Regions from separate parts of the Homo sapiens genome. Here region 1 is linked to region 2. Evidence: chromatin loops called from intact Hi-C (ENCODE). Cell type or tissue: PC-9. All regions are shown on one strand. Each heading gives the region's core, and the rest is flanking DNA. Links, peaks and the distances in the headings are about the cores only. Region 1 overlaps ZFHX3 (zinc finger homeobox 3). Region 2 has its middle 35 kb from the start of ZFHX3-AS3.

Evidence for each region. Peaks named below come from ENCODE experiments on the same cell type or tissue, not always from the same donor. Only the 100,000 strongest peaks of a DNase experiment are listed, where the experiment ranks them.
Region 1: it touches region 2 in a loop (13-fold over the local background); 7 of 110 quality-filtered maps call a loop at or near these places.

Annotation. Positions count from the first base shown.
Region 1 is chr16:73,031,178-73,043,525 of GRCh38, reverse strand. The region is part of intron 1 of ZFHX3 (zinc finger homeobox 3); the gene reads left to right. Among named protein-coding and RNA genes, the nearest start is that of ZFHX3, 11 kb to the left of the region's middle. RefSeq lists enhancers at 2,802-3,314, 6,368-7,220, 7,221-8,075, 10,312-10,481, 10,417-10,979. In PC-9, for the core only: no CTCF peak of the experiment used is centred there; DNase peaks (open chromatin) are centred at 6,075 and 6,755; H3K4me3 peaks cover 1,186 bases; H3K27ac peaks cover 3,161 bases.
Region 2 is chr16:73,191,407-73,203,754 of GRCh38, reverse strand. It overlaps a transcript of ZFHX3 not described here. Among named protein-coding and RNA genes, the nearest start is that of ZFHX3-AS3, 35 kb to the left of the region's middle. RefSeq lists an enhancer at 6,589-7,090. In PC-9, for the core only: a CTCF peak has its summit at 6,790 (motif pointing right); no DNase peak of the experiment used is centred there.

The DNA of each region.
Region 1 (12,348 bases), core at 2,029-10,028, 160 kb after region 2:
TTTCTTTGACGTTTCTGCCTTTCAGCCTTCATTCATGGAGTTTCTTGCTTTTACAAGAATAAGGGCTCAAATAAAAACAGGGAGGGAGACATAGAAAGTTTGCGAGATGGCAAATTCAGCCCCATTTTGAAGCAAGACTTCTGTTTTGTTGGTTTTAACTCCAGCCCGGGCCTCTTAGCAAAATGCCTGGGCTTCATCTGCCTTTTGGGTGACCCCCTCTCCCTGTCCATCAGAGGGTCACCACAGCAGTCTCAACATGAGGATTACTGTGTGGGGGGTTTGATGTGTACCTTTCCAGAGGGGCCTTAGCTGGCTTGCTGTGTCCTGGAGGTCTTAGGTGGTTCTGCTGTGTGTTCTTTGAGCTTTGGTATTAACACATGTGCTGCCTCTGAGATTTGTCCATCCTTTTCCCTCCCTGGAGTCAGGTCTAAAGCTTCCAGTGAGGCGGGCAAAACATCTGCCGCACTCCCACCCCTACTCCTGGCTGCTGGTGGTTTGGGATGAAGCCACTGAAACTCCCTTGCAAGGCCACACCTTGAGAAGATGGGCCGGTGCTGGGATGCCTCTCACTTTCTATTCTGCTTGGTTTCTGGGAGGAAGCTAATGACATAAGGGGCCTAAAGGCTTTCTTAACTGGTGACCTGGAGTTTAATTGTAAGTGGGTCTTTCGGGGCAGCAGTTAGGAATGTATGGATCACCTTCAGTCATCTGCAGGGAGACTTGGACTGGAAGTGGGAGAACTGGCTCCACTGGACTCTGAAAAAGGCTGTGGAGTTTTCATCTGCTGCTGATTTCATCCACTGTCCCAAAAGTTATCTTGGCCACAAACCTTTGATCTGGGAGTGAGACCCCTCGCCCGATGCTTCTAGGGCAGGAGTCAGTGACTGCCTATACCCGCTGTTCTGTGTAGATGGGAGAGGGTGTTAGTTATTGAGTAGGGCTGAGTACTTGGGGTGATTTGGGGTGGTTAGGCATGATTGGGGCTTACACACTGGAGGGGTCATGTGTAGGCTTCTTGATGGGGTTCTTTCAGGAAGGAGGAGGCAAAAGAACAGTTTTGCTTGTTTCTTGGTTGTTCCTGACTCCATCCAGGAGTGTGACTGGAGAAAAATTCTTCTGAGTGTATCGGTTAGGCTGGCTTTTGGATAGATGGTCCCCGGTGCCCATTTCTATCATAGGCTCTGCATTTCAGTAGGAAGATTCTAGTTCAGAGGCGACTGCCTCTGTCTTCTCATTTGAATCTCCTTAGTGGAGAGGCAGGAGGCAGATTAGCCGAGTGCAGAAAGACCAAGGGGCTTAATCTGATAGTTGATCTCAGCCCTGCATCCCCTGAAAAAGTCATATAAGTGCCTGTTCAAATATGGAAGTCTGTCTCCCTTCAGTATGCAAACATCGCTTTTCAGAAGCATTTAAACTCCTGAAAGTCTATAAAAACCACATATGTGTAGACATGAACTGAGCTGCTCCCCATGCTTCCAGTCTCCTGAGTGGCCTATTTCTGATGACTTCTCCCTTCCCAACATCTTTGTCCCGTGGAAGTTGCTGAAGAACACATGGGTGCCTTTCTTCTCCATCTCCCAACTTCTCTTTTTTCTTTTTTTAAACAATTGTTCTTAACTACTCAAGAAGCAATGCAAGCCTCTTCCACCATTTAAGGCCCTGCTTCCTAAAATGCTCTTTGGCTCAAGGCCTTGGTTCTTAATGTACATTTGGCCTTGACTGGAGGAATGGTTTCTGCTTCCCTTTTAACAGCTCCGCTTTTTTTTGTGGAGTATCTGCATCAGCGTTAAAGTGTCAGGTCAACTTTTGGACACTTTAGAAGAGGCTCATGGATTTCAGTGTGTGCGGCAGGAGGTTGGTGTCACTACTCAAGCGACTGCTTTTAAATGCCATCTCTGTTCTGATGGAATCTTGAATAGTGTCCCCTTATGTTATTTGATAACGTAATTGAGATGGGCATTGATGAAGACTTTCAGTCTGTGTAACTGACTATATGAATGTGTGTTACCTGGGCCCCTGTTGGTTTGTTTTTCATAAGATAGTATTTTGCCCACTTAAAAAATGTTGTTCAAGTAAAGAATGGCAGAAATGACGGTAGTAGGGTCACCTCAGCCCTGCACACCCTTTTTTAACGGAGGCAGTCGAAGCTGGTTTTTCCTTCAACAGATAGGAAATCCAGAGGTATATTTGGGGAAAGCAGAGAACTTTTACACCTTGTGGGAAAGGACTGTCAATATATTTTGCCCTTGCTGGTGAAACTATAAAAATTGTCCAGACAGTGGAAAAATTGGGTGACAGAGGAAATCCTGGTGCGGACTCCCAGATGTGTAACTGGAGGGAGGTGTGGTCTTCCTCATTGTTTGTTTGAAGGTAGGAAATAATTACAGAATAAAACAGGGCAGGGTCTGGCTGAGGACCAGAGCACTGCTTGTGAATCCCCTTCAAATGGGGACTCAACAGTGAATGGGAGAAGCAAAGGTGAATCAAAAAAGCCCACTCTTTGGAAAGGTGGCCTCTGCTCTTTCCTCTGCTATGGGCCTTACACCCTCTGCTGAGGCCATCAGTGTTACACCCTCTGGTGAGGCCTGAGCTGTGTGACTTTGGACCAGTAATTTAACCTCTTTGGGCCTCACTTCTTTCGTCTGTAAAATGGGCCTAATGCATACCTTACATTTGTAGTGGGAAGTAAATGAAATAGGAATCAGGGCTTCATACCACTTCACATACTGAAAAGCTTCTCCGGATATTGGCTGCCATCTCCACGCCCTTTTCATTTCTTTCTTTGCTACTGATGGCCTCTGCTACCTTTCGTTTCTTACCACCTTGGAAGAAATAAACTAAAAGGTCCAGCAATTCTCTTCTTCCCCATGGGGTGGAAATAGAGCCAACTCCTTTTGACATCTTTGCAACCGTGTTCAGAAGTGAAAGAGTCTGAAATAGTTACAGTGTCCCCCATCCACCCCAGCCCTCCCCTTCTGTCCCCCTCCCCAGGCTGGCAGGCGGCCCTCCAAGTGAGCAGCCTACTCAATGACCCACCTAGAGAGGCCTTCCCCGGCTGGCTTGTGTATGCTAATAGGCCTGACTTGTCCTGGCTTGTTTGTAGTGATTTGTGGAGGCATTTATATGCAAATACTATCAACTTGCAGAGTTAATTATCATGTGCCTCCCCTCTACCCCCTCCTGCTCGGCCTCCCAGCCTGGCTGGGCTGTTCTCATTCAGCACCACGCTCTTCCTGTCTTGGCCTCGCCTGTCCCTTGCCCTGTCCCCTTCCTATACCTGCAGGCCCCATCACAGCTCCTTTGCTGCTCCGTTGCCTGTCACAGGCACCCAGGCCTAGCCTGTGTGGTCAGGCATGGTGAACTGGGCATGCCAGTGACTCCCCCAGTTCAGACTCTCTGTTAGAGGCCTACTCTTGCTTGTGGGGGAGCCTGCCTTATGTTGCTTTGAGTTTTAAGCCCCATGTTTACCTACTAGCTTGAAAAACAGAGCTGCCCAGACATAATCAACCCTTGACACTCAACCCAGTCTGGCGACAAAGCGATTATAGTTTTTAAATTATTAGTAGTATTTTCATTTCCTCACATTGCTTATACCGCTCAAACTTATGACCAGTTCCGAGCTCTGGAGAGAAGCCATTTTGCAAAGGGATGTCCCCTCCTGCTCCTGGATATCTGAGTATTAAAAATTTGCTTGGGTTGTGCATGGTGGCTCATGCCTGTAATCCCAGCACTTTGGTAGGCCTAGGCAGGATTGCCTGACCTCAGGAGTTTGAGATCAGCTTGGGCAACGTGGTGAAACTCCATCTCTACTAAAAATAAAAAAATAAAAAAAGAGATACTTGGGTGGATCTCAGGCCTGGTCACTTCCTGGTTGTGTGTTGGCACTGTTGATGTTTGGGGATAATTGTTTTTGGGGGGAGTGGGCCACCTTGTGCATTGTAGGACATTTAGTATCCCTGGCATCTCCCCACTAGATGCCAGTAGCACCTTCTTCCCTTGATGTGACAATCAAAAATGTCTGCAGGAATTGCCCACTGTCCCTTGGGGAGGCAAAATCGCCTCCAGTTAAGAACACCTGAAATAGAGGTTACATTTGCTTCTCCTGGTCTAAAACAATGGCAGGTTCCCGGCCACTCCCCCCATTTAGACACCTTCACTGCAGCCTGGGAGTTGAGCAGCCTCTGCGTATGTGATTCCACCTGATACCAGATGATGCTGTTTGCTCAATTTTACACTGGTCTTTTTGGCATTTAAAAATGAAGAATCTGGGCTGGGTGTGGTGGCTCAAGCCTGTAATCTCAGCACTTTGGGAGGCAGAGGCAGGCGGATTGCTTGAGCTCAGGGGCTTGAGACCTGCCTGGGCAACATAGGGAGACCCTGTCTCTACAAACTTTTTTTTTTTTTTTTTAATTAGCTAGGCTCGGTGGCATGTGCCTGTAGTCCCAGCCACTCAAGAGGCTGAGGCAGGAGGATCTCTTGAGCCCAGAGGTTTGAGCCCAGGGGTTCGAGGCCAGCCTTAGCAACATGGCAAGACCTTGTCTCTACAAAAAAAATACAAAAATTAGCCGGGCGTGGTGGTGCACGCCTGTATTCCTAGCTACTCGGGAGGCTGAGGTGGGTGGATTGCTTGAGCCCAGGAAGTAGAGGCTGCATTGAGCCGTGATTGTGCCACTGCACTCCAGCCTGGGTGACAGAGTGACATCCCGACTCAATAATAATAATAATAATAATAATAATAGTAATAAAAAGGAAGAGTCTTTCCTTTTAGAGCATGGTAATGTGCTAGCACTTGAGGTGGTAACATTTGCACCTCTCTAGTGCTGTCCAATAGAGAGAGAGAGAGAGAGAGTACAAGCTTATATGTAATTGTACATTTCCTAGTAGTCATTCATAAAAAGTAAAAAGAAACAGGTGGAATTAACTTTAAAACAGATATTTTCAGCAACCCACGATTTCACCATGATGTTCTGGTCTCAACGCTCAGAACCAGCCCCATGTCCAGTGCTCAGAAGCCGCGTGCAGTTGTGGCCGTCATATTGGATGGCTTAGTTCTCAGATGATTCTGGGCCTTTGCAGCCATGACGTCAGGTCGTTTTCTACTGTTACTGAGTCAGGGAGGAAGTTTTTTTCTTCTGTTTATTCTCTGAAAGGTAAGGCCTTCCTTGGCTGCACAGCTGCAGCTGAGAAGCGGATTCTGAAGGGGCAGGGTCTCTAATCTCTAGGGAAGCTCCCCCAGCCTCCACAGTGGGGAAGCCCTCTAGACAGGATTTTGGGCTGAGCCTGGATAGTTGGGGGGGTGGGGGAGTCAATATCCCGAGGGCCCCGTGGACTCTCGCACCACACAGACTAATGCTTCAGGTTAATTTTGTGTACAAGGTCCCTTTTGTTGGACAAGGGGATGAAAGTCCACAGCTGTGACTGGAAAGAGGGGAAGGACCCTCTGGGATGACCTTGTTTTGGAAAGTCTAAATGGAATACTAATGGCCGAGATCTAAGAAGGGTGATGTATGTGTGTGTTTGACTGGGCTTAAAGATAAGGTGAAGAGTATTTTAAAAGTTGGTGTGCAGCTTCCCAGATAACCGTATGCCTGGGGCCAGTTACGATTTATGGCAAGCTGGTAGTCATGGCTGTGTGTTGGTCTCACTTTATCTTTTGAATCCTGGCTCTATAGCTTAACCGGTGGTGCTCTGTTTGTTTATTTTATCTTTTTTGGGTGGGTGGGGGACATGGGGGTCAGCCAGGTTTTACAGTGAAGCATAGCAGCATTTTATAACACACGAAGGGCTGTTCATATTTCTGCTCCTGGGTGCCCTGGGCTGTGTCACTTTTTACTGTCCCTAATGATAGCACATGCCAGGGTGTTGCATTCTAGAGTTTCCAGGAGCCTGAAGTGCAGGCCCCCATCTTGTACAGTGCCACAAGCTTGCCAGAGCTGTGAGCCGGGGAGGAGGTGTGGAGGCCTTAATATAGCTCCAAGCCCCAGGTTTCTTTCATCTCTGAGGTCAGCTTTTTCCTGTTGCCTCTTGACTTATTGAAACTGTCGCCGGGCTGGCCAGCACACCCAGCAGACTTTCCTAGTAAACAGAACAGCCCTGGGTGGCAGGTTCTTCGCTTTTTCTAGACGACAGATGAGCAGTGGGATCTTATGTCACTCAGTGGGACATTTCATATCTCCTCTGAGTCATTCCCTAAAAACCGCTTTTCTTAGAACTTAAAGAGATGCAGAATTTTACAGTAACCATGAAATTTCATGGATGCATTTGAATAGCAACCGGATATTTGAATACCTCCTTACCCCAGTATTCCTAAGGAAGAACTTTACACTGAAAAATACTCCCAAACTTTGTGTTTGGAAAACGTATGTTCTTGAGCTAGTTTGGACTCCGCTTTTAATAGTCGGGTTGTGATATACGGGTGTATCTTAAATCTGGGGTTCTCTTGTATTTGTACTTTGACAAGGTATAGTTGATGGGAGGGTGGGGTGAGGGTCTTTTATTTGCGCAGCAGTAAGGATGAAATGGGCAGTTCTTCTGATTTTTGGATGTTGTCTACAAAAATAACTTCTCTCACAATAAATTGGCATAGGAAGTTTGCGGGTGTGTTTTTTTGGAGGGTGAGAGATGTGGTCTGACTTCCCTCAGACTCTTCGCTTCACCTCTTGAGTAGGCCACGGCCATCTGCTTTAACAATTTTATTTTTTTTCATTTTAAATCCTCAAAGACAAAGGGACCTGGAAGTTCAGACCTGTCCTGCCACATTCCTGAGTAATTTGGTTTTGATTAACCCAAGGAGAAAAGTTGGTTTCTCCTAGCGACCGACCGAGGGGATCAAAGCGCCGGGAGGGGCAGTTCCCCTGATACACCCAGTCCCCCTCCTCCCTCTCTCCTGCCGGCCCCTCTCCCCTCCTCTTCCTCTACCCTCTACCTCCACCTCCCTCCTCCTCCCTGCGCCTTTTCAACCTCCCCCTCTTTAGAAGCTGAGCAGGAGTTATTTCCACTTTCTGACTCTCACAGAAGTGGAAGCGTATCATAGAGCTTTGGGTGGACAGACCAGGGAGAAATACATCCCCCCACCCATCCCTTTCTTCCTAAACTCCTTTTCCCCCCACAAAGCGGCAGAGCGCATTCCTGTGCTAATCCGGCTGCTGGAGGAATGCAAATGGCTGTAATTGTGTGCCTCTGGACCGGCCTTCCGCATCTGTGCAGCTTTTCTTCTTTGAGGAGGTGGCTAAAAAGTTCATTTACATAGAGAAATGAGACTGGCCTTGTGATCCCTAGTGGCAGAATAGGGACTTTCTAATAGGAAAGGGGCCACATCTGTGCTGCCTGCACCTTCCTCCCGCAGCCCTCCCCAGTTGTAGAGAGAGAGAGAGACAGAGAGAGAGAGAGTCTGTCTATGCGCGCGCACGCGTGTGCTGTGTGGTATGTGTGTATGGGGTGGGGGAGAAGGTGGACACCAGGCCCCTGCTGGGCATATTTTACAGAAGGGCAGTTAAAAGGGAGAAGTCTTCTCTTGATAGTAAGAAATCAGGCTGGAGTAGGAGACGGCTTACTTTTGGACAAGCCTCGTGGGTAGTCCTGGTATTAAACCACAGTAAATGACTTATTTTTATTTTGTTTTTGAGACAGGGTCTCACTCTGTCTCCCAGGCTGGAATCCAGTGGCACAATCTCAGCTCACTGTGCCTTCCTCCTCCTGGGTTCAAGTAGTCCTCCTGCCTCAGCCTCCCGAGTAGCTGGGACTACCAGCGTGGGCTGGTTTTCCACCATGCCCGGCTAATTTTTGTTTTGTTTTGTATTTTTAGTAGAGACGGGGTTTTGCCATGTTGGCCAGGCTAGTCTCGAACTCCTGAGCTCAAGTGATCCACCTGCCTCGGCCTCCCAAAGTGCTAGGATTACAGGTGTGAGCCACAATGCCTGGCCTATTATTATTTTTTAAAAGCACGCTGTGGGTCCCAGAAGTGATTTATTTTTTCTTAGTTTATACTTGAGTTTGGCAGTGAGTTGTTGGATACTAAGATTGTTCAGCCCATTTAAAAGTATCATTTGGGAGCCAGTACATTGTAGCTTTAGGGAGATGTTCAAGACAGACAAGAGAAGTCTGTCTCAGTCATATCCGAGAACACTTAGAATCCCGCCTGAATCTGAAGTTGAAAGACAGGCAGAGGTTCTGAAACAGGACCATCCAGTAGAAATACAGTGTAAGCCACGTAGGTAATTTTAGATTTTCTATTAGTCACATTAAACAATGAGAAACAGGTGGAATGAATTTTCATAATACATTTAGCCCAGTATATCCAAAAGGTTATCATTTCCACAGGTAATCAATATTAATAAAACTATTAATGAGATATTTTACATCCCTTTTTTTTGTACCAAATCTTTGGAGTCCTGTATTTTTATACCTTCAGCACATCTCTATCGAGACAAGCCACATGTCACAGGCTCGGTAGTGACAAGGGTCGGTGGCTACCTAGTGGATGGTGCAGCTCTGGAATAAAAGATTGCTGCCCTGTGCTCTTCTGAGACATTCTGTTGATGGAGCCAAGTCAGCCATCACCCCTGTGACCAGCTGCTTGCATTTACTGGGGAATGGGTGCAGGCTCAGTCTGCACACAGCGGGTTTGGTCAGAAATGCCTGGCTCCCCCGACATGCTCATGAGATTGTTAGGAGATAGAACTGTGACATTGGGGTGCCAGTGTTCTGTAAACTGCTTCCTGGCGTACAGGTGGGGGTGCTCACCTGACTGTGAAAACCTTCCCAGAGGCAGAAGACCAGCAGTGGCAGCAAGGCACGGGCCACCTCCTCAGGGGACAGCCCCACTCTCATTCATTCCTGTGAGTGCTAGTGTGTTTGTTACAACAGACTTACTGCTTCATGTATATTACTGAAATCACAGACAGGGCTGCAGGGAGCCTCTAGAAATGCTCGTTTCACCCTCTCCGTGGTGGGTTGCTAGTTTGGGGCAGGAGGAAGGCATGAATCTAGAACCTTCTACCTGTAGGTAATTGGTGTGGTTTTTCTGACTTCACAGTCATTTCTAGCACCACACACACAGGCTTCCGGTTTGGCTAGTCCAGGGACTGTGTGGTGCATTGCTTGGAGGGGACTTTCTCTTAGAGGCTCTAGTGCCCCCCAAGATGAGAGTTGTAGGAGCTGCCACTGTTGGGAGGGTCACCGATTCCAGCAAGAAACTTCCCCTCGCCTTCTTCTCTTAGTGTTTATTTGGATTTCTGCTTTCTTGCCTTATCTTGATGCCGCGGAATGGAAACCTTCCCTAGTCGAGGACCAGTGGGCGTCTCCCATTGGAGGAGGAGAAATGGAGGGACAGAGGGTGACATGGAAAACTCAGAAACAACCTTGTCCATGAGAATCAGGGGTGTAATGGAGGCAAGCAGTCCCATCCTAGACTTTTTTTTTTTTTTAAGTTCGTTACAGTTTTTCTTGTTCACCCAGAAGTGACTTCTTTTCAAAACTAAATGATTTCAGCCTTGGTACCATTACAGCTCTTCTCAGTGAAATAGCAAGGAGAACTGTCTGCTGGCTTCTAGCAGAAAGCGCCACTGTGAAATGTACCCTAGAGAAGATGCTGCTTTCAGATGCTTTCAGAGCGGCCGGGAAGTCCTGGAGTCTTCTCACTGTTGACCTTAGCGTTCCTTGGTCAATACATGTGACAACAACAATTTTCCTTTGCCATTGCTGTTCCCAGAGCACCCAGCCAGCCTCCTACGATTTGAGGCTCTCCTCTAGGATGCCAGTGGGATTTGTGCCCCTGGTAAGCTGAGAAGCGGGTGTGGATTTGGGTTTGGAGGGAGGGAGGTATCGAATTCCTTTAACAGGCTGGCCTCCTGGCAGGCAGGAAAAAAACTGTGAAAGTGTGAGGTGGAAGGGGCCCCGGCGCTGGCCTCTGCTGGGGACAGAGCATCGCAGCTGTCTGACCCCGGGTGAAAAGTTCAAATCTGCATTTAAAAGGAGTGCCAGTCCCCCCCCACCCCCCGCCTGCCCCCTTTCCCCCCAGTCAAGTTGAAACTGTTCACGTTTTAGAGGATATGATCAGGCCCTGTGCTGGGACACCAGGCAGCCCCGCTTCACTTCTGTCAAGACCCAGTGCTGGGGGGCGGCGGGGGAGCTGCTCAGCTAAGACGCAGTTCTTGAATAACAATAGTAGTTGAGGACGAACCCTCGGAGGCGCCTGGAAGGGAGGGGAAGTTTCTCCCTCAGTCAGACACTGGGCATTTAACCCCTTTTTCTCCAGGTGCTTTGCAAGGCCGTTCCTCTTCTGTCCTCCTCTCCAGGTCATTGGTGGGTTATGTGGGGGTGCTGGCAGGGCTCCAGGGTACTGGGGGTAGGGGGTAAGGAGGTGTCTGGCAGCTGAGGTCACCTGTCCATGGAGGGTGGTGGAGCTCAGGCCTGGAAGGGCTGCTCCCCTGTCGCGTGGGGTCAAGGAGGGCCCAGGCTTGGGGAGAAACTTGAGTGGGTTGGGATGAGAGCCTGGCTTCTGTTTTCCATGCATCTACCTTCTTCCTTCCCCATCCTGCTCCTGCTGCCTGGCACCCAGTGGGGTCTGGCCGCAGCCCTGCCTGAAACCCCCTCCACTGGGGCTCTGATTTGTTTACTGGAGCATTAGGTGAATGTAAACAGTTCAACCTCTCCGGTTTTATATGCTTAAAGGGTCTGAGTGTGAATACAAATGGGTATTAGGCCCCTGTGGTTCCAATGACTGTCCTCCATCCGCTCTCGTTGCTAACTAGCAGGTCTTTAACCTGCTGGGGGGAGGAGGAGGAAAAGAAAGTCCTTTGCAAGCGTGTGGACTCTGGGATGTCTCTACTTTTTTTTTTTCCTGTTCTTTTTTTAAATGCTGAGCTTTAAAAAGTGATGTTGGGAGGCCCCCATCTGTAGGACTGAAAGTTGAAGAGCACTGAAGAGGAAAGCTGCCCGCTCTGGGGAAGGCTAGTTATTTTGGTCTCTTTTTGGGGACGAAGAGAAGTTTTCTAGGTTCCTGTTACTTTGTCGCATGCGCTCGTGAAGTCTGACTATGGCGTTGAGAAATCCTTTAGCACTGGGCAGGTGGTCGAGTATACCTCTGGTTTTTTTGTTCTTTCTGAATCTTCTTTTTAAAAGGGTAGTTAGGAATGGATGCCTTGTATGACTGTGGTCACTAGGAAAGGGTCTTTAGCCAGGTTTTTGTTTTTGTTTTTTTGTTTTGCTTTTGTTTGTGTTTTTTGAGACAGGGTCTTGTTCAGTCGCCCAGGCTGGAGTGTAGTGATACAATCATGGTTCACTACAACCTCCATCTCCTGGGCTCAAGCGATCCTCCCACCTCAGTCCCGCAACCCGAGTAGCTCGGACTGTAGGCATGCATCACCACGTCTGGCTAATTTTTTAATTTTTTGTAGAGACAGGATCTCCCTGTCTCCTCGGCATCCCAAAGTGCTGCAATTACAGGCGTGAGCCACTGCGCCCAGCCTATTTGGCCAGTTTTAACACATCTTCTTATTTTCTCCCTACTAGAGTAGGACACATTTTTTTTTTCTTTAGGGGCTCTCAGGAGCTCATAAAGTTTTGAGGCAATGCCAGGCCACTTACTCTTATAAGGTTCTAGAATGTGCATTCTATTGGGGTGCTGCCTTCCCTCTGAAATCTCAGTGCCTTCACCCCCCTTCCCCACTCTAACTCCTCCCATTCTCTCCACACCTCTGCCCTCTCCTTCTAGCAAGGGTCACAGTGGGCCTTCTTTTCAGCCAGAGGGCCCGTGGTGACCTGCAGAGAAAGGAGCAGAGGATCTTCCGCCCTGCACGCCCGCGTTCTGGTTCATGCATTCAAGGCCCAGCTCGTTCTGTTTGCTGTGGTGGCTCTGAGTCCAGTCACGCCATCATGGGGGCATTTTAATTAGCAGTGCCTTAGTCATTAGTGAGTTATTGTTTTTGTCTGGAAACACTTAAGTACTGTTTACTCGATGTCTCCACGAAATGCAAAACAGCAATTAAGCAGAAATTTGTTGTATGAGGCAGGGACCAAAATGGATCATCAAAAGCAGGTTGTGGTTCCTCCAAACCAAGGAAAATCGCTTTTCCCTTTGGCCTCCTGATACCTGGAATGCTCCAAACCCTCTCTTTCTTCCCCGACCTGCCCCCTAGAGTTACTGGCTAGAAACACTCGGGAACTTCGTGTTTTCCTGCGTCCTTCCTTCCTTCGCTGGTGTGAACATTTGGGTTTGGTGAAGTGTGAATGTTTACTTCCCCCCCCGCCGCCAGGCTTTTTTGGTCGGCTACCTGGGATATTTCAAAACATTTTCAAACGAAGATTAATTATTTGTGAAAACATTTGTGATGATTTATAGAACTTGAG
Region 2 (12,348 bases), core at 2,285-10,284:
CCTATATACTGCAGTAAGTGCTCAGTAAGTGTTAGCTAGTATTATTACTATGAGCATTCACCTATCCCCAGCCCACCCAGCTCAGGTTAGATGGACCAGCTTTTTAAATATCCAAAGCTAGGAAGAGTCTCCTGTCCAGCTCAGAATTTGTTTGAATGGTTTTCACATGTTTTCTGGCCTAATGGTACCAAATAATTTTCCATAAATGTTTATGGAACAGAAACAAATATGCACCCACTAGGAACAAGGCATCATTAGGGATATAAAGATGGAGATTGAATTCTGACCTCAGAGAGCTTACGCTCTATTGAAAGAGAGAAGCAGGGCCTATCCATAATGCAAGTCAAATTGTGGGAATTTTAAAAAATAATGTCTGTATGTAAAGTACAAGAGGACTGGATGGGCCATGGAACTTTCTAGAGGAAGTGACATGAAAGCAGGGCCTTGAAGGATTAAGTCATCCTTCCTTCCTTCCAGCCATTTATCTCTCCACCCACCCTTCCTACTGAGTGCCTGGCAGTAAGCAAAAGGAATGCAAAGTCAGTTGATGCATAGTCTCGACCCTCAAGGCCATTCCAGGCATATGGAAGAGATACACGTGTGGGTCAGTGACTCCTGGACGACGGAGTAGATGCTGATAAAATAGGCACCAAGAGGCTGTGTGAGCATGGGGGAGGGTCTCCTAAATTAAAAGGAGAGATCAGGGAAGGCTTCCAGGAGGAGGTGATGCTTCAGCTAAATTTAGAAGACTAGGCTGGGAAGATCAAGAAGAGGGTAGAAGATAGGAACGAAAAAGAAAAAAAAAAGTTATGTCAAGGCGTGGAGGCAAAAAAAAAAAAAAAAAAAAGAAAGAAAGAAAGATGAAGCCTTGTGGCACCCCAGGTAGTTCAGAGTGTGCAGGAGGGCTGGGGATAAAAGCACAGTAAGGTGGGTGGGATGGTCATGACTTTGATGGGGGTGGAGGAGAGCAAAGGAGGTGGTCGTTCCAGAGAGAAGGACCTGCAAAATCAAAGGCAAAGAGATGTGAAAAGTGCATCACATGAAAGAAGGCCAACGAGCAGTGGAGTGTGGCTGGAGCAGAGGGTAGCAGAGAGGTGAGCCTGGAAAGCTAGACTGGGGCCGAAGTCCATCTTCCTGCTGTGGAATTCCTGTCTGGTTCCCTCAGCACCATCTGGTTGGCCCAGTCTCAGCATTACAGTGTAGTCATTTCGACTCCAGCAGCCCGAACATCTTCCCCTGCCATAGCGATGGTTTTACAACTTTGATTTTGATTCTGGGCCAAACTGGCCATATGGCTGGGCTGCCTTAGTACAGAAACTCTTTGAGCTATTCACCCTGGGTGAGGTTCATATTTTCTTCTCAGGCTTCATATTTCTCTTCCATGTGGCTTTTGATTGGTATTCTATTTTGGCCAACAGTTAATTTCAGAAAGAGATGGTTAGGAAATAACTAAGAGATGGGTGATTCAAAATGAACACATTCTTTTAATGGTGTTCATTCTAGAGAGTTTCAAGGGCTCAGAAATATTGAGTCTAGCCCAGGTTTTGGCCACATTTATGAATTCTAACAAGGGCAGTACTCTTACACATCACCCAGGGACAAAGAATGGGTGGTTGGCTACACAGACTTATAGTGAATAATATTGAGCTGAGATCTTTACATTTAAATGCCTTTTTTAAGAAAATGATTGTGAGTCACAGTTAAAAAAAAATGTTCTTCCCACTGATTTATGTTCTTGGTGTTTTCTGGGAATTTTGTCAATCTTCAGAGAAGTCTGATCATTTGTGGATTGTGTTAAATTCCTGAGAAACACTACCACGCCGTAAGTGGCTTTCATTCATCAATATGTAGGAAGCATGAAGGACAGGCAGCAATTCTTTCTAATAAGTTTAGTCCAGTAAATGCCTACTGTGCTTCTAGCTCTTTGTTTGGTATTGCAGATGCTAAGAAAATACAGTGACTATTCTTAAGGAGATTTCATGTAATTCAGCATTACCTGAACCAAAACGAAACAAAAATAGTGAATCTTCATCTTCATTATTATTTTTAAGGATTTTTCAGCTTCTCTCTTCTTGCTCTAGTAGAGCGTTTCTCATACCAAAGCAGTTGCACAGCCAAGTCTAAGATGCTTTTGCAGCATTTTCCTCTCACATGGACAACAAAATTGTTGAAGCCCTTTTAATTTAGTGAACCTGCCTAAGCATTCCAAATTTATTTCAGAATAAGTTTGAAACATGCAGATTGTTCACAGATAAAATTGTCCTAATTAATCAAGCCTCTTTGGGTTGAAACTAACTGTAACCAGATTCACATTAGCTTAAGTAAAAATGGCAGTGTTTTAATTCATAGACTAAAATGCATGGGGTTGGCTGCTTTAGGCTTAGCTGGATTCAACAGCTCAAACAGTAATATCTGACTCCCCTACTCTCCCCACACCTACTTTGGTTCTGTTTTCCTCTGTGTTTGCCTCATTTCCAGGTGGGCTATTGGCATGTGGTAGCCCCTGGCAGCCCAAACTCACATCCACCAGCATAAATACCCCAAGGGGACAGAGCCCCCCCATTGCCAATGGTTTCAGCAAAAGATCTTGCTTTGGCTCTCACTGTCTCAGCTCATGTCCATCACTGTAGACAAGGTGGTGTAGTGTCCAGCTGGCCTGGCTTGGATCAACCTAGAGCCAGGGAGTAGGGTCTGCCCTGCCCAAACCAAATGAACTGAGAGCAGGGAAAGGTGCTTCCCCATAAAAGAAATTTAGAGTGCACATTTCAAAAGAAAGGGAAGCAATACAGAGCAAGCAAGCACCATGTTCATTACAATTATCTCAGTACGTCCCAAGGCATTGGAAAATTGGGTGGTTTACATCAGGTGAAGGATGAATAATCATGAGCGTAACAGGTAATACATAATTAAAAAGTAAAGTATGTCATCAAAAAATTGGCTTTTAAAAAATATTCAAATGCTAAATAGCTCCTTTGATAGGATTATTTTCCCTGATTTCAACAAATTAACTATAATTGGTCCAGATGCTTTCTAAATTCACTTTAAGCTTAAAAAAAAAGTCTGTGATTTGTGAATTGGTTAGGTTCATTGTTTTGGAAGCATCCAGAAATGGTTTTCAGGTCATAGAGTTAGGTAAGCTACATGATACTGTGTAAACAGTCTGACATTTATCGGTTTTTTCAGACTATGGCTTCCTCACAGGGCCAATCTAAAATACACTTCTTCAAGGGATCTTTTATTTAATATCATTTTGTAGTGGAAGCATCAAGAGAATTCAATCCTATCTTTGGTTGAAAAGATATCATTTTTCATATGATTATTCGATAATATTAAATTTTCCTTCAAATGTATAAATCACATTCTCACCATAATTCTAAATATATAAAATAAAAATTCATGAAGGGGTTTTATGGCTGAAACAAAAAATATTTCCTAGTAATATATAGCAAAATAGCTGAGTAATTTTTTTAATTATAAACTTTTGAAGGCCAAATAATGAAGTCTGGATAGGAGACTTTAGAAATTCCACCAATTTAATACGATTTACTACTATTAATCAGAATTATACCTTTCTGCATAAGATATTCATTTTTTAGTTTTTATTCTTCTTCATAACACTGGTATGTTTTACTCAAAAACTCTCCAGAAGACACTTATTTTCTTCTATGTTTTTTCATCATGCTGACATTTTCCTTTACTTCCATTTCTTTTTTCCATGTGGAACCTTGATTACAACAAAGGCAAACACATATTTTACAAATTGACTAGTGTGGTGATTAATTTTTTAAAAGATCATAATAAATCCAATGTTACCAGCTTTCAGGTTACTTCATAGGCTTTCTTTTTTTTCACTAAGAACTGCCAATCTATAAAACTCTGTATTTCATTCTGGAAATAAAAGTTGCATAGACTTCAGTAGCATAACAAGAATGTGACAACATCCATTTTGGAGTTGGCCTCGTTCACCCTCTCACTGTAGCACCTGGAGGACTGTGATGTTACTTTCCATCCACCATGGCCTCCCAAAGGAGCCTGTGTTAGCAAGGAGACTCACCAATTTTTCATCATTCCAGAAAAGAATGTCTCTCTCTAGTGGACTCAGTGATCTTACCTTGAGGTGTTAAGAATCGCTAAGGGCTGTAAGGACTTGTGTAAATTACAGCCATGCAGAGAGGCGTTGAAAAATCAATAAGTAATGAAATAGTACTGGAGTGAAGTAGCCAAGAGAGCAATGGGTGGGAAACTCCCAAGGACGCAGTTTCATTTTGTCAAAAGGTAAAAGAAGATGTTCTGATGCATTCCTATAAAACCGGCTTCCTTGGAAACAAGAGGCTTTGGGCATAGATGGCAGCAGAGTCACTTTCATGGGCCATGGACTTGGTGCTACCGTTTCATTTTAGACAACCATGCATTTTATCCCACTAAAGCAATAAATATGGCAATTTCTTTGTCACCTTAGGTGTCTACCTGTCAGCAGGTTTTCTGTACTCTGGATACCTAAGTGTACCCCGTTACGCCCCATTCTACGAGGGACCAGCCACGTTGTCTACACAAACCGTCTTCTTCCTTTCTGATCATACGTTAGCAATCTTCTCCAGAATTTGATGGTATAGTTGAACCTGGACATCAGTTTCCAAAGTTTCCCCCCAATTCACAGATGACTCTAGAAATATACACCTGGAAGGTAAAACTCTCTGGTCTCAGCCTAATAGTCAAAGAGCTTTGTTTTGAACGGGACGTTCACAAAGTCGAGAGTCCCCGAGCTCACATTTGAATCTGTTTATTTCTTTTTCTTTTTCATTTAAAATGACATCCAATGTCATTGTTTTTGATGTTGATGGTTTGCTTTGAGAAGGCAGAACTGATTTTTTATAAAAAGGAGAGTCTGAAGTATTTGAATATAACAAGTAGGTTGGGGGAAAGAATCCAGTGCCGTTGGCTTTGCCTGGGAGAACTTGCTTCCCTCCTGCATCTGAGTGAAAGTCCCCTTTTGTTTCTGCCCTTCCCAATGATGACAGAAGCCCTTCGCTTCCAACATGTCCCTCTGGCATATTAAGGAAGTTTCTGTAGCGAGGATGAGCCACCAACTGAATCTGGAGGTCTAGATATAGGAAAAGGAAACCACAAAGATGTCACCCAAGAACTCATCTAAATGATGGGATTACATTTGCCTTTTGTGCCTCTTTGTTTTACATGCAGTTTCTGGCCTTTGTTTCTCGATAATCAACGAAAGCTAGAGAAGAACCCCAAGCTCTCACTTGAGTCTTAGAAATTCTACCGATTTATTTTGATTTATTACTATTAATCAGAATTATACCTTTCTGCATAAAATAAGCATTTTTTAGTTTATTTTCTTCTTCATAACACTGGTATGTCCAGCAATGGGGTTAAACTTCAAAAAAAAAAAAAAAAAGATACCAGCATGGAAGAGAATAAAGTAACCAATGGTATTCATGCAGTTAAAAGACTTACAGTCTTTGTGATAACGGTGACATGATTCTTCAAACACCAAATAAGGGGCTGGGCATGGTGGCTCACACCTGTAATCTTAACACTTTGGGAGCCTGAGGCGGGCGGATCACTAGGTCAGAAGATGGAGACCATCCTGGCTAACACAGTGAAACCCCACCTCTACTAAAAATACAAAAAATTAGCCGGTCATGGCAGCACGCGCCTGTAGTCCCAGCTACTCAGGAGGCTGAGGCAGGAGAATCACTTGAACCTGGGAGGCAGAGGTTGCAGTGAGCCGAGATCGTGCCACTGCACTCCAGCCTTGGCGACAGAGCAATACTCCATCTCAAAAAAAAAAAAAAAAAAAAAAAAAAAAAAACCACCAAATCAGATACTCTACTTATCTTCTTTTTCTTTACCGACACCCAAGTACATTTGGAACACTGACAAGAAGCATCTTTTATACCTGAAATAAAACAGGGTAATAACCATAAACTGAAAAGCACTGGGATTTGAACCAACGGCCAGCCCATTCCCAGCCCACTTAGTCTATGTCAAGTAAGGTTTGTGATAATGAATGAATGAGTTGTAATCATTGTTTTTTACCCTCAGGCTGTGTCTGCCTATAGTATGTAACATTAGAAATGAAGACATCTATCATGTTTAGTAGAAATACACATGATCAAATCCCAAAAAGAAAATACTTTTCTCTGAAATATCCAGATAAGTCATGGGGAAGTGGTTTAGGTGGTTTGAATTATCCGCTTAGTTGACTTTCCTCACCTCCTTGCATGAGCATATACAATCCAATTGCTTTATGTTTACTCATCATTTGCTACAATGTCTGGAGCAGGGTACTGAGATGAAAAATACAACAGACAACAGACATGGTACTTGGACCAATCACCATATCCACCTTGCTAGCTTGTCCTCTACTTCATGTGCTCATAGTAAATCCTTCCTAGTCACGCTCTCATGCCGTGGATATAGCAATACCCACCTCCTCCAACAATTCATCCATTGATGCCATTATCCATTGTTTATGACATTGTAACCACAGTAATGAATTGATATATCTTGATCTTTGAAATGCTTAGACAGGAGGCCACACATTATAAGAAAACAACAGTGTCAAGACTCAGTTCTATTCAGCAGGGGTTAGAAGTGGATATTGTGCAGAAAAATGCATTAAAGTTGAAGGGGGGGATTGTTTAACATGATGGTTTTAAAGACATAAACAATTATGGTGGGCAATAACTCCTTCCATCAGAAGATGGTAAAGACGCCCTACTTAGGCCAGGGTTGCTGGTGGTGTTCCAAGTCGTGCTACCAACAGGAAACACTAGGGGTCACCATGTCAATACCAGTGTCCCAGCTCCATGGCCCTCCAGAACGCCTACCATCAAGAGTCCTGGGCTCCCTGCTCATCCAAGGAATGCCACTTAGTGCCTTTCATGTGGCATGGGACCATTTGCAGTTATTTCAAGCATGGCTGAAATAGTGAGGTAGAGTCCTCTCAAAACCTCCTTCTGGTGAATGGTATTTTTTAAGTGCCACCTACACGTATGGGTCTATTATTTGGGCTAGATGTCATTATAAGGAGTGGACAGACCAGTCATTCAAATATGGCACATTTTCATTCCATAGCTACATGGGATTCCAACTCAGATGTTCTGCTAAAGCCAGATTCTCTCAAACCAGGAGAACACTTTTTTTTTTTTTCTGGCCAGGATGGACACTACTGTTGAGTGTTAAGCACAAAATTAATGTTTCCCTTGTCCTTTGTTTCTCAACTCTATGTTTTCAAGCCCCAGTTCAGAATTATTTTTCAGAGAAGAAATGTAAGCAGTTGTCTATGATCTACAAATATGGCGTCACTAGGCTGTATCGAAGTCCGTAGCCATCAGGATGGGAAATTGCTAACCCAAGTCCACAGGGAGCTCCCAAGCTCACTGTGATATGATTTCTGCGCACTCCTATTGCAGTCTTGAGGAAAATCTGGCCCTCCCCACCACCCCAAGGAGGAAGCTCTAGATATCCCATTCGGGGTAGAGCTTCTGAAGCTTGGGATTAATTAAAGCAGTTGAAGACCTGTGAAGAGCAATTAAACTGCACCAACCCCCACCCATCCCCCCTCCAAAAAAAAAAAAAAACTATTTCAAGAGAAACAGATGGCACTTGATAATAATGGTAAGATCACAGCCTAGATAAAGTACACTTCTAAGTCAAAATTAATTTTACAGCTTCTGGTGTTTTACACATTCTCTTTGTTTCTGTTTCATTAACTTACTGAGTACCTAATATGTACACGGCATGTGTGTTAGGCAATGAGGGAGATACAAAGATATACACGTATAAAGATGGTAACTAGTGGTTGCTACATTATCTTTCCTCTCTGCACCATTGGTGTAACTGCCTGACCCAAATCCATCTCTTCTGCAACCACCGCTTCTCTCCCACCTGTTCAGTCAGGCCCCTCACTCTCTCTAGCACTTCCTGCCGTTCCTGATTCCCCTTCACCAACCTTTACCTGTCCTATTTTTTTTGCTTTCTAGCCACTTAAATTGGATATAATAGTAAAGACACAGGCCAGGCGTGGTGGCTCACGCCTGTAATCCCAGCACTTTGAAAGGCCAAGGCAGATGGATCACAAGGTCAGGAATTCAGGACCAGCCTGGCCAATATGGTGAAACCCCGTCTCTACTAAAAATACAAAAACTAGCTGGGTGTGGTGGTGCATGCCTGTAGTCCCAGCTGCTCGGGAGGCTGAGGCAGAAGAATCACTTGAACCCAGGTGGCGGAGGTTGTAGTGAGCCCAGATCACACCACTGCAGTCCAGCCTGGGTGACAGAGCAAGACTCCATCTCAAAAAAAAAAAAAAAAAAAAAAATAGTAAAGACACAACCATATTTTGTAGTATTTCTGTATCTTCTCTGTACTTAATTTTCCAAACAGGTATTTGTTTCCCTAAGAAAAGAAAATGCAGATATTTGATTTTTTCGGAAAAAATCAGTTTTTCCTGTGGGTTATCAGCCCTTAATAGAAAAAACAAAGGGTCCTCCCCTTCTCCCTTTTCCAAACCATATTCATGGTTTGGTGAGAAAGTGATTTAAGAAATTTCCATGTGGCAAATTAATTTTGCAAAGCCAATGGTATAGAAGTAGAGAAATAAATCAAGAACATGCAAAAGGTGGTATTTGTTAAGTAGGTATTTGGAGAGACTTGAAATATGCTTCTGTCTAACCTGAAAATGAAACTCTTGTGGGTCTAACCCTTAATTCCTACCAAATTATAATGAGGTCATCCAGGTAGAATCCTAGCGAAGGGTATGTTTGCTATTATTTGTTTTTTGATTCAGGTTCTTGCAAACCCTAGCCTATAAACACCATACTTAAGAGAGTTCTTCATAAAACTTAAAATAAGGAAACTTCCACTATTAACTGAGAGGTTCATGACTTTGACCTTCCATTTCTCCAGAATTAGGAATTCTTAACAAAGTGACTCTTGGCTATTCACAATTGCCATGGAAATAGAGGCAAAGAGAAAGTTTCTCCAGGATTCTCTCAGAGCAGTGTGAATTGGGTGTGGACAAAAATTGCAATGACATGCATCAAAGGCATACCACTCAAGAAAAAGATTTATGAAGCCTAGCTTGGGTTCAATTATATCATACATTTTCTTTCTTTTTTGGACCTCTAGTTGACGTAACCATAATATAATTTTATTATACCAGATACTTTTCCTTACTATATCCAAAACTGTACTTGGATGATCCTGGTGACCTAGCAAGTAAGAAGGCAATAAGGTTGGATGCAGTGGCTCATGCCTGTAATCCCAGCACTTTGGGAGGCCAAGGTGGGAGGATCACTTGAGCCCAGGAGTTTGAGACCAGCCTGGATAACATGGTGAAACCCCATCTGTACTGAAAATACAAAAATTAGCTGGGGGTGGTGGTGCACGCCTATAGTGCCAGCTACTCTGGAGGCTGTGGTGGGAGGATTGCTTGAGCCTGGGAGGTCGAGGCTGCAGTGAGCCATGATCGCACCACTGCACTCCAGCCTGGGTGACAAAATGAGACCCTGTCTCAAAATAAATAAACAAAATAAAGGAAGGCAATAAAATAAAATAAAAAAGAAGTTCCTAAACCGGGGTCTATGAACCCCAGCAATTCCATGGATGGGTTGGAACACCCTGAAGATATATGTGAAGTTTAGGGGCATATGTTAACTCTTCAGCAGAGAAAGTTCATAACATTTGTCATACAAGCCGTGGCCCTCAGAAGCTTAAGAACCCACTGGACTAGAGGGTCCTAGCGAGGTCTTTCAGAAACGAATCAGGCTTCATCACTGCATGGACCACAAACATTTGACTCATGACGATTATACTGTCACTACATCTTGAGTGTATACCATGTGCCAGGGCATGGTTTAAGCATGTGGTGCATACTTACACAATCCTTATCAGATGGGAATTCCTATTATCCCCACTGTACAGCTGAGGATGCTGAAACACAGAGAGGCAGGCGGCTTCCCAAGGACATAGGAGGGAAAGTGGCAGAGTTAGAATATGACCAGGGTCTGGCCCCATAGTCTGTGGGGTTTAACAAACTGCTTCACCACTATGCAGTACTGCCTCTTGACTAAAGGCTCCTCCCAGACAGGGGTTGTCCCCTTTCAAAACAAACCAGAACTGAGGGTCTAAGGAACTGTGAACCCTACAAAGTGAGTCAGATAATATATACCTTAACTTGCTTCACTCCAGTCCTTACCCCCAGGATACTGGAAATTCAGGGGGATCCCAGCAAACTGTCAACATGTTCCTTGGTGCCAGGGAAAATGCCAGGGGCAGCAGCAGAGCTGGTTGAGCATCGACCTTCAGGACTCTTCACACCTGACATTTGACTAGCACTTTCTGTTGGCAGTTCACCGCCCCCATCTCTCCTTTCCTCAGTTGCTCCCCAACTCCCCTGCAAAGCAGACAGGGTGGAGATTATGTTACAGGCTAGAAAACTGAGGCCCAGAGAGGTGGTGCCTTCCTGAGTGAGGGTCACAAGACTAGGTTATAGCAGAGCTGTGAATAGGACCCACATCTTCAGGCCCCCAGTAACAATTCTCTTTCCACTGCTCTTTGCTGTCTCATCCACCAATATCACTTGGCACTGAAGAACAGGGTACCCCGAAAAGCAGGAATTCCACGTGCATCCACCTTTCCTGCAGAGGGCACATTTTTGTTTGTGAGCCTGTAGGAGGCATCACCCTGAACCCACGCAAAGCACTTTCCTTCCATTATTTCATTTAATCCTCAAAACAACCCAATGAGGTGGCTATTATTCCTCCAGTTTCACAGACAGGGAAACTGAGGCTTAGCAGCATAGTTAGGAAGTTGCAGACTTTAGACCCACTTGTGTCCAGCTCCCCACCATTTGCTCTTCCCTGTTGGGCCAGTCGATCGCCCAAGGAGACAAGAAAAAGGAGAGGGAAGGAAATGAATGACCCCATTTGTGCGATGAGCAATGCCTTCCACCTTCTCTGAGGACGGACAAATGGAAATCTGCTTAAAGCACCAGCGCATGAGGTTAAAATTAACGAGGACAATTACGAGCGATTAGTCACTGGAGTGGTGCTCCACGGGCTTCTTCAAAAACAGGATCAGCCCTCACTCACTTGGACCTAGCACAGAGGAGCCATCCAAGAAGTCTTTTTCTAGGCCTGTGATTCTGTGATTAACTCTTTTAAAGGAGCCAGACAGCTCAGACGCATTAGAAACAAAGACTCCATTTCTCAGGAGCTGTCGAGTCCAGCGGATCCTGAGTAACTTTCTTTGGCACCCGGTGATCATGAAATTAACACCAGGGCCGCTGGCACCGGATCACTCTCCTCTGTTGTGTCCCGGGGAGGGGAGAAGTCACTCAACCTTTTTTGTCCAGAAATCCCAGGAAGCCAGGGCGGCGGGTGGTTTGGGTTTCAGCACCTCTCAATGCCTCATTTCAAACAGTCACTCTTCCTAAATTTTCATTCATTCCAAGGTCCTAAGAGAAGCATCCTGAACAGACGCAGAGGGGCAGGGAGGGCTTTGCAACGGCGGTGGGATAGGGTGTTTGGGGAGGAGATCAGTGGACATCTGATCCCAGGGGCTGAGACTTCCAGAGCTGGAGGGAAGGTAGCAAGTGAGGCTCATGTGCTAGTGCCAGGGAGGAAGGCACCCCTCTGTCCCCAGATCCCCTCGGAATAAGAAGAAAAGCAACCTGAATAGTTTTGCGTGAACCCCCCACCACACAGCCAAGTAGGGCGACTGAGCTGCTGCCAGCAGCACTTCTAACGGGGGAGGCCCAGGGTGCTGCATGTTTGATGTGTTTGGTGGGTCAGATTCCTCTTTGTGGAACCTTCCCTCTGCTCCCAACATATGTCCACTAAAGCGTGTTTGCACAGCATGAGGAGGCCTGGCCCCACCGCGGCTACAAGCCAGAGAGGCCAGCTTTTCTCCTTCCCCTCTTTTAAGAGATTCCCAGGGCAGCCCAGTGCAGGTACCTGACCCCAGACCACAGGGAATTCAGGGTTGTCTTCCCGCAGAAAAAAAAAAGAAATACAGCTCTGTATTGTCTCTGAAAGAGCCGTGGGTGAGAGGGGACCAGAGAGAGATCAGACTTACTGCCACTGTAAAGAAAAGGTGAGAATCTGGGGGGAAAAATCGAGTAGGATGGAGGTGACCAAACGGGAGGGGTTTGGTTTGGTTTTTTGTTTTTCTGCAGCATTTCCTCTTTTGGAGATCTAAAATCTGCAAGCGTTACGTCAAAGCTTTCTCCAAATGACTTGATGAGGGTTTTTCTGTTGTTGGGTTGTTGTACCCCCGGGACTCATTGGGATGGCAGGATAAAAATTAATTAGAGGCAGTTTGGAA